2 separate regions of the Mus musculus genome follow, and region 2 is linked to region 1. Evidence: chromatin loops called from intact Hi-C (ENCODE). Cell type or tissue: left cerebral cortex. All regions are shown on one strand. Links, peaks and the distances in the headings refer to the core of each region. The heading gives the core; the rest is flanking DNA.

What was found. Hi-C counts contacts between places; a loop is a spot of excess contacts. Peaks named below come from ENCODE experiments on the same cell type or tissue, not always from the same donor. Only the 100,000 strongest peaks of a DNase experiment are listed, where the experiment ranks them.
Region 2: a loop joins it to region 1, with 3 times the contacts of the local background. A loop is called at or near these places in 10 of 42 quality-filtered maps.

What each region holds. Positions count from the first base shown.
Region 1 is chr16:96,143,564-96,146,717 of GRCm38, forward strand. It overlaps Get1 (guided entry of tail-anchored proteins factor 1), which reads left to right and starts at 1,837. Exons shown (of 5, transcript NM_207301.3): 1 at 1,837-2,015. The coding sequence starts at 1,914. In left cerebral cortex, for the core only: a CTCF peak has its summit at 1,661 (motif pointing left); DNase peaks (open chromatin) are centred at 1,731 and 2,411; H3K4me3 peaks cover 1,839 bases; H3K27ac peaks cover 500 bases.
Region 2 is chr16:96,343,738-96,346,891 of GRCm38, forward strand. No RefSeq gene overlaps it. Among named protein-coding and RNA genes, the nearest start is that of Gm41510, 6.8 kb to the right of the region's middle. In left cerebral cortex, for the core only: a CTCF peak has its summit at 1,603 (motif pointing left); a DNase peak (open chromatin) is centred at 1,589.

The DNA.
Region 1 (3,154 bases), core at 214-2,713:
AGAACTGTTTTTGAGAGTGCTCAACAGGAATTAGGAGCTGTCAAACTGAGATGCCCCTGAGAGCCAGGAAGAGCTTCTCCTAGACACCTGTCTTGTTAGGTTTTACTGCTGTGAACAAACACGATGACCAAGGCAACTCTTATAAGGACAACATTTAACTGGGGCTGGTTTACAGGTCCAGAGTTTCAGGACACTATCATCAAGGAGGGAGTATGGAAGCCTCCAGGCAGGCATAATGCAGATGGAGCTGAGAGTTCTACATCTTCATCTGAAGACTGCTAGCAGAATACTGGCTTCCAGGCAGCTAGGATGAGGGTCTTAAAGCCCACACCCACAGTGACACACTTACTCCAACAGGGGCCCATCTTCTAATAGTGGCACTCTCTGGGCTGAGCACATACAAACCATCACACCACCCCAGCTGCATGTATGTTATAGGCTATTCACCAGAAATTTTTTTAGTATCTCGCCTCACCAAGAACAGAGTGGTCCTCCTGTACAGTGGGGACCTTGGTTGATAATTTCCTTTTCATTCTAAAAAGCAGAGATTTGGGATTGAAGAGCAAGCAGGTGTGTGTGTGTGTGTGTGTGTGTGTGTGTGTGTGTGTGTGTGTATGTGTCAAGGTGGGTTTGTGGGGAGGGAGACTTAGACACACTGCCATAATTTCTCACGAGGCTGCTCTTCCTTAATCTATCTAAAACCTCAGCGTGGAGAGAGAGCACCTGGCAGTCTGTCTACAGTCCAGTTGGAAGGGAAGGTTATGGAGTGGCAGTCTCCTAGTCAGCGTGCCCTTTCGTTGAGATAATTCATCCCACCGCTGCTGGTAGAAACACAGGCAGTGTTTCTAGAAGTAACCCGTTCTCTGACTAACGTGGCAGAAAAGACAGCCAACTATCTTCCACTTTATTCCCCATATACAAGTGAGCCGCGGTTCTTTTGTTATGAATACTCATCATTGCCTAAATTTAGATAATTTTATTAAAAGCTCACTGTAAACTTTTTCTTTGTGCGTGCTGAGCATGGCTGGTACCTAAGACTTCCCACATGCTTGGCAAGTCTCTACCAGTCACTATGTGATGTCTTTTGATGAATAAACTTATCTTTTAGGGTGACGATTTTCTACATTGTTCGTGTTTATTAGTGCTTAGTTTTAAAATGTAGTCGAACCATTTTACATGCGACAACGGTTTAGGAAACAGTTTCAGTTACCATCTATGATAAAGTAACTTTCTATTCATGCAGAGGCTTATCCTAAAATAAATTTATTTAAGAATAAAAGTGAGAGGGCTGGTGAGATGGCTCAGTGGGTAAGAGCACCCGACTGCTCTTCCGAAGGTCAGGAGTTCAAATCCCAGCAACCACATGGTGGCTCACAACCATCAGTAATGAGATCTGACTCCCTCTTCTGGAGTGTCTGAGGACAGCTACAGTGTACTTACAATAAATAAATAAATCTTTAAAAAAAATTCATATACATAAAAAAGAATAAAAGTGCGTTAGTTAACTCAGTAAGAACGTAAATAGTTTTCGGTTACTACAAGCAATCACAGTTTGCCAAAACCTGTTTAGCCTCCCGAAGTGGGCTATCACCCGGCTACGGAAGCCGGGAAGGCGAAAGGCGAAAATGGCTGCTAAGTAACATCCCATGCTGCCCCCTAGAGGAGGTGTAGCGTGCGTGCACCGCGGCCCGACGTGTAGCCCTAGCCGTGGCGCGCCGGCGCAGGCGCAGTTGACGACGCCGTCTCCCTGGTGCTGCCATAGCGGAACAGGACTGCAGTGCGCAGGCGCAGTTGACGACGCTGCTCCCAGGCGCTGCCGTAGCGGAGCAGGGCTGCAGTGCGCAGGCGTAGGCGAGCGCGGAGGCGCGGTCACCATGGCGCTGTCGTAGCGGTGCAGGTGCCTGGGATCCAGCATGAGCGCGTCCGAGACGGACCGCTGGGCGTGGCTGCTGGTGTTGAGCTTCGTGTTCGGGTGTAACTTGCTGCGCATCCTCCTGCCGTCCCTGTCCTCGTTTGTAAGTAGCTGCCGGGGGCGGGGAGCGGCCGAGCGCGGGGCCTTGCGCGGTCCATGCTGCAAGCTCTCTTCCTCCAGGTGCCTCCGAGCTTCTCACAGATCGCGAGGTTGCAACCAGCTCTGGAGGGTGGGAGGTCCCAAGCCACGCTTCGCGACAGAGGAGCAGCCCCGGCCCAGCATCCTCACAGGTGCCTGGCTCCGGAGCGGCTGATCCCCGGCTACAGGGAGCCCCCTTCTGTTCTGTCCGTGGGAACAAGGAACACTACAGAGCAATCTAAACAGGCCATACCGTTCTTGCACATTCAGGTTTCTGTTTATGTATGGGGGGTGTTTTTCCTGCGTGTGTATCTGTGCACTGTGTGCTTTCATTGCCAGCAGAGTCCAGAAGAGAGCGCTGGATGCTCTGGAATTGGAGTTACAGACATTAGTTATCTGCCACGTGGGTCCTGGGAACAGAACCCAGGCCCTCTATAGTAGTATCCAGTGCTCTTATCCACTGAGCCATCTCCAGCCCCAACATACTTTCCATATTTTACTCATGCCTGTATAATGAAGTCTGCACACAGTTCTCCAAAGGACTGGATGCAGAAAGGTTTAGAAGGACTTTTCTGTGTACTGGAAGAGGGATTGGGGACTACTAACTGGGGATGGATGTCCCCACACTCAATGACCTGTCTGCAAAGTTCTCTTCATCTGTCCTGCTATCTGTAGCCTTTAAACCATTTAAAAAAAACTATTTGTTATGTGAGAGTTTCGCTTGCATGTATGTAAGTGCATCACACGTATGCAGTGCTTTTGAGTCCAGAAGGGGCATTGATTCCCTGACACTGGAGTCAAGGACTCCATGTGAGCCACTATGTGAGTGTGCTCTTGACCACTGAGCTATCTCTCCACCCTCTTAATCTGTAGCCATTAAAGATTTTATGTGTGTGTGTGTGTGTGTGTGTTCTGAGTGTATGTATATGCACCATGTGAACGAGGTTGCCTGAGGAGGCCAGAAGAGGCAGTCACATTCTCTGGAACTGACTTATAGATGGTGTGAGCAGCCACATGCATGCTGGGAACTGAACCTGGATCCTCTGAAAGAGCCACAAGTGTGCTTAACCCCCAACACATCTCTCTAACCTGTATCTATAGCCT
Region 2 (3,154 bases), core at 200-2,699, 200 kb after region 1:
GATGTCCCCTGAGAGTTTGTCACCGTACCCTGTTCTTCCCAGTCAACTGTGTCTAATTCTGCCCAAACTGCAAGTGACCTCGTGCTCTCAGAGGGTGGACTGTGGAAGGTGGAGGGAAGGACTTTATTTATACAGCTGTGGGGAACATCATGTTGGGGTAACATGTTCCGAAGTATGGTTGTTGGCATTTAGTCTAGACTCCACTCCACAGTTACCTGGCTACAGCCAGGTGTGCCTGACTCACTATAAAAGGGGCTGCTTGCCCCCTCCTCACTCTCTTTTTCTTGCTCTTACTCTGTCCCCTTGCTCCTGTTCCCTCTCTCTTCCCATCACCCCCCCCCCCCCATGTGCTCATGACTGGCCTCTTCTCCCCCACCTCCTCTGCCTTTCTTTGTCTCTACTACCATCTCAACCCTCCTCCCCATGCTCTGAATAAACTCTATTCTATACTACACCAGCTTGTGGCTGGTACCACAGGGGGACCCATGCTTCAGCGTGGGCCCACAGAGTCACCCCCTTCTCCTATACCATTCCTTGCCTCTACCAAACATGTCTCTGGTCTCTCATCTTTTTATAAAACACAACAGCGGCTGCTTTGGGGTTCCCTGTGTCCTATAAATAATCCCAAATCCATGATGTTTAAGTAAGTGCAATAAATTTTGGTGGGATGGCGCTTTTGTTGTAGAAATTGTTTAATTCCAACCCAGGGTTTGTATCCTGCCTTTGACCATTTAGTTCCCTGATAACACACACACACACACACACACACACACACACACACACACACACAACCTTTATATTTACAATAAATAGCACAAGAGCTGGGTGGATAACTACCCTCTATGTTATTAGAGCCTACTTTCTATCGCTCACCCTGAATTATTACTTACTATTTACTACGTTTCATCTGGGGTGCTCCTAACTCCAGTTGGCCAGCCCTCAGGGCCATGTTTTTATGGCTTACCTAACCCATGGCGGCTTCCTCCTCCCTTCACCTTCTTTCCCCCTTGTGATCCCCCTCTGATCCCAAGCCAGTGAAACCTAAACCCCACCTATGTGTCTTCTGCTGAGCTATTGGCTGTTGGCATCTTTATTTACTAATTAGAAATAACTTGGGCAAGGTCACTTAGCTTTTAAGGGCAGACTCTCTGTCTCTGGGGCAACCAGTCTTGGAGACCCAATATTAGCATTAGAATATAAGCAGGATCAGGCCAACCTAAGCTGGGCTTGTTGCTGCCTTGTTCGGGCATGGGGGGGAGCAGGTGTTTGTATCTCCCCAGAAAGAACTTCACACAACACCCCTAAATATGTTTCCTGAAGACTTCTTCCCAAACACTAGAATCCCGGTAAACGAAATACTATAACCTGCCTTCAAAACTCGTCTAAATGTTCTCCAAAGGCATGCCCACCCTCCCTAAGGCCTCCTGCTGTTCCCTCAGGTCCTCCCTTCTTGGTCCCTGCGCCAGTGTCTTTCAACACCGTGGAAATTCCTGTCTGTAGCTTCTTCTCATGCACGGGCCAGCTCAGCTGTCTTGAGTGTGTCTGTGCACTCAGGCTGGTTATCTTACAGCTCTGGTTAGTGAGGTCTGTCGCCACCTAGTGGCCGTCTAGGGTGAAAGGGGAACTCGATCCAGAAGAGAGGTGGGTAGTGGCATTTTCTTGCCTGCTGAAGAAGTAGCGTCACTCATAAAAGCACCAGGAGGCTCAGAAGATCCCCGACACAAGTGGGATTTGAAGCAGGATGTGGAAGAAGGCGAGATTCATATTTGCAGACTGACAAGCAATCAGCTGTGAAAATACCCACCAACCCATATGGACTCATGTTTTCCCCACGGTTTCTTTCCCTGCCCACAGGAAACTGCCCAACCCCTGTTGCACTTGCGTCTTGTGGCTGCTTGTCCTCTAGGCTGCCTGGCCAGGCCACTGCAGTTGGCCCAGAGATGGGGCTTCATACTTAGATGGGTGCATTAGAGTCCCCTTTATAGAGATCTAAACACAGGACCTGAAGAATGAAGCCAGGGAAGTGGAGAGATGGTATTCTGCACAGTCATGAAGACCCCAGTCTCACCATTCTTCCTTCTTCTCATTCCTTTTCCTTCTCCTGACCAGAGAGCCTGCATCCAGTCTCTTATTTACTAAAGCTACACCATCAAGGGTTTCACTATTGTTAATATTTTTTGAAATCCTTAAATTTATATAATATTTCTATAAATCCCAGGTCATTAGTTCCAATTCCTGCTTCCTTAAAACAGAAACTAAACACAGAGCAAAAGCATGTTTCTCTATGGTTTTTACACAGCCTGTTCTTCACAGGTAACTGGGCACAGCTCTTGCGGTTTCCTGGTACAGCAGACAGCAGTCTTTAACAGCAGTAACTGTTTTCATGTAAGAACAGAAAGGTGACAGACTACTAGGGTTTAAATAAGTTCTTACAAAGTTTTAAATTTTATGTAAGTAAAGCAGCAGGCTTTCTCTAATATCTCTCTAGGAACTGTCGTCTTCAATCCTTCAAGAAACTAGGAGGACAAAATACTCATGTTTTATACGCTTGTACATCATGTTTTAATTCTCTAACCTTTGTTTCCTATCCTGGCAATTCTGGGGTCTCATATACTCTTCTTCTAATGCTATTTGTTTCTACATCATATACAAACCTTCCTCCTGTAAAATAAACCCATCATCATTGCTCGTTTTCTATAGATCCCTTCTTTTCCTATCCATGCCTTTTCTTATTGAGACATTTTAACTCTCTGTCCTTGATGTCCCCAAGGTCACCCTGGCTAATTAATGCAGCAGTCATTGGACTGAAAGGCACATGTATCTCCTCACGATTCCAAGTTTTAAGGCCAAGTCTCACAACGAACTATTTCTGCAGCGAACTGTTTCTACAAAGGACCATGTAGGCTTCTATGGCCTCTGTGGTTATGTCGTTTAGATTCTTTCCCATGGCCTTAAAGGCCAAGCAGAAGGCCTGTTCCTCATCCTCCACAGCCTCATGTCCACCTCCATTCCTCATTCCTGAGAACTGGATCTGTTTATTATGGAGTGATTAGCTCTGAGTAATGGAGAAAGCATATTCCCCAGAAAGCAAGATTGAAAGTAATATAGAAAAGACAGTATATCAGTTTCAGGGCAACAACACACTTGGGGATCA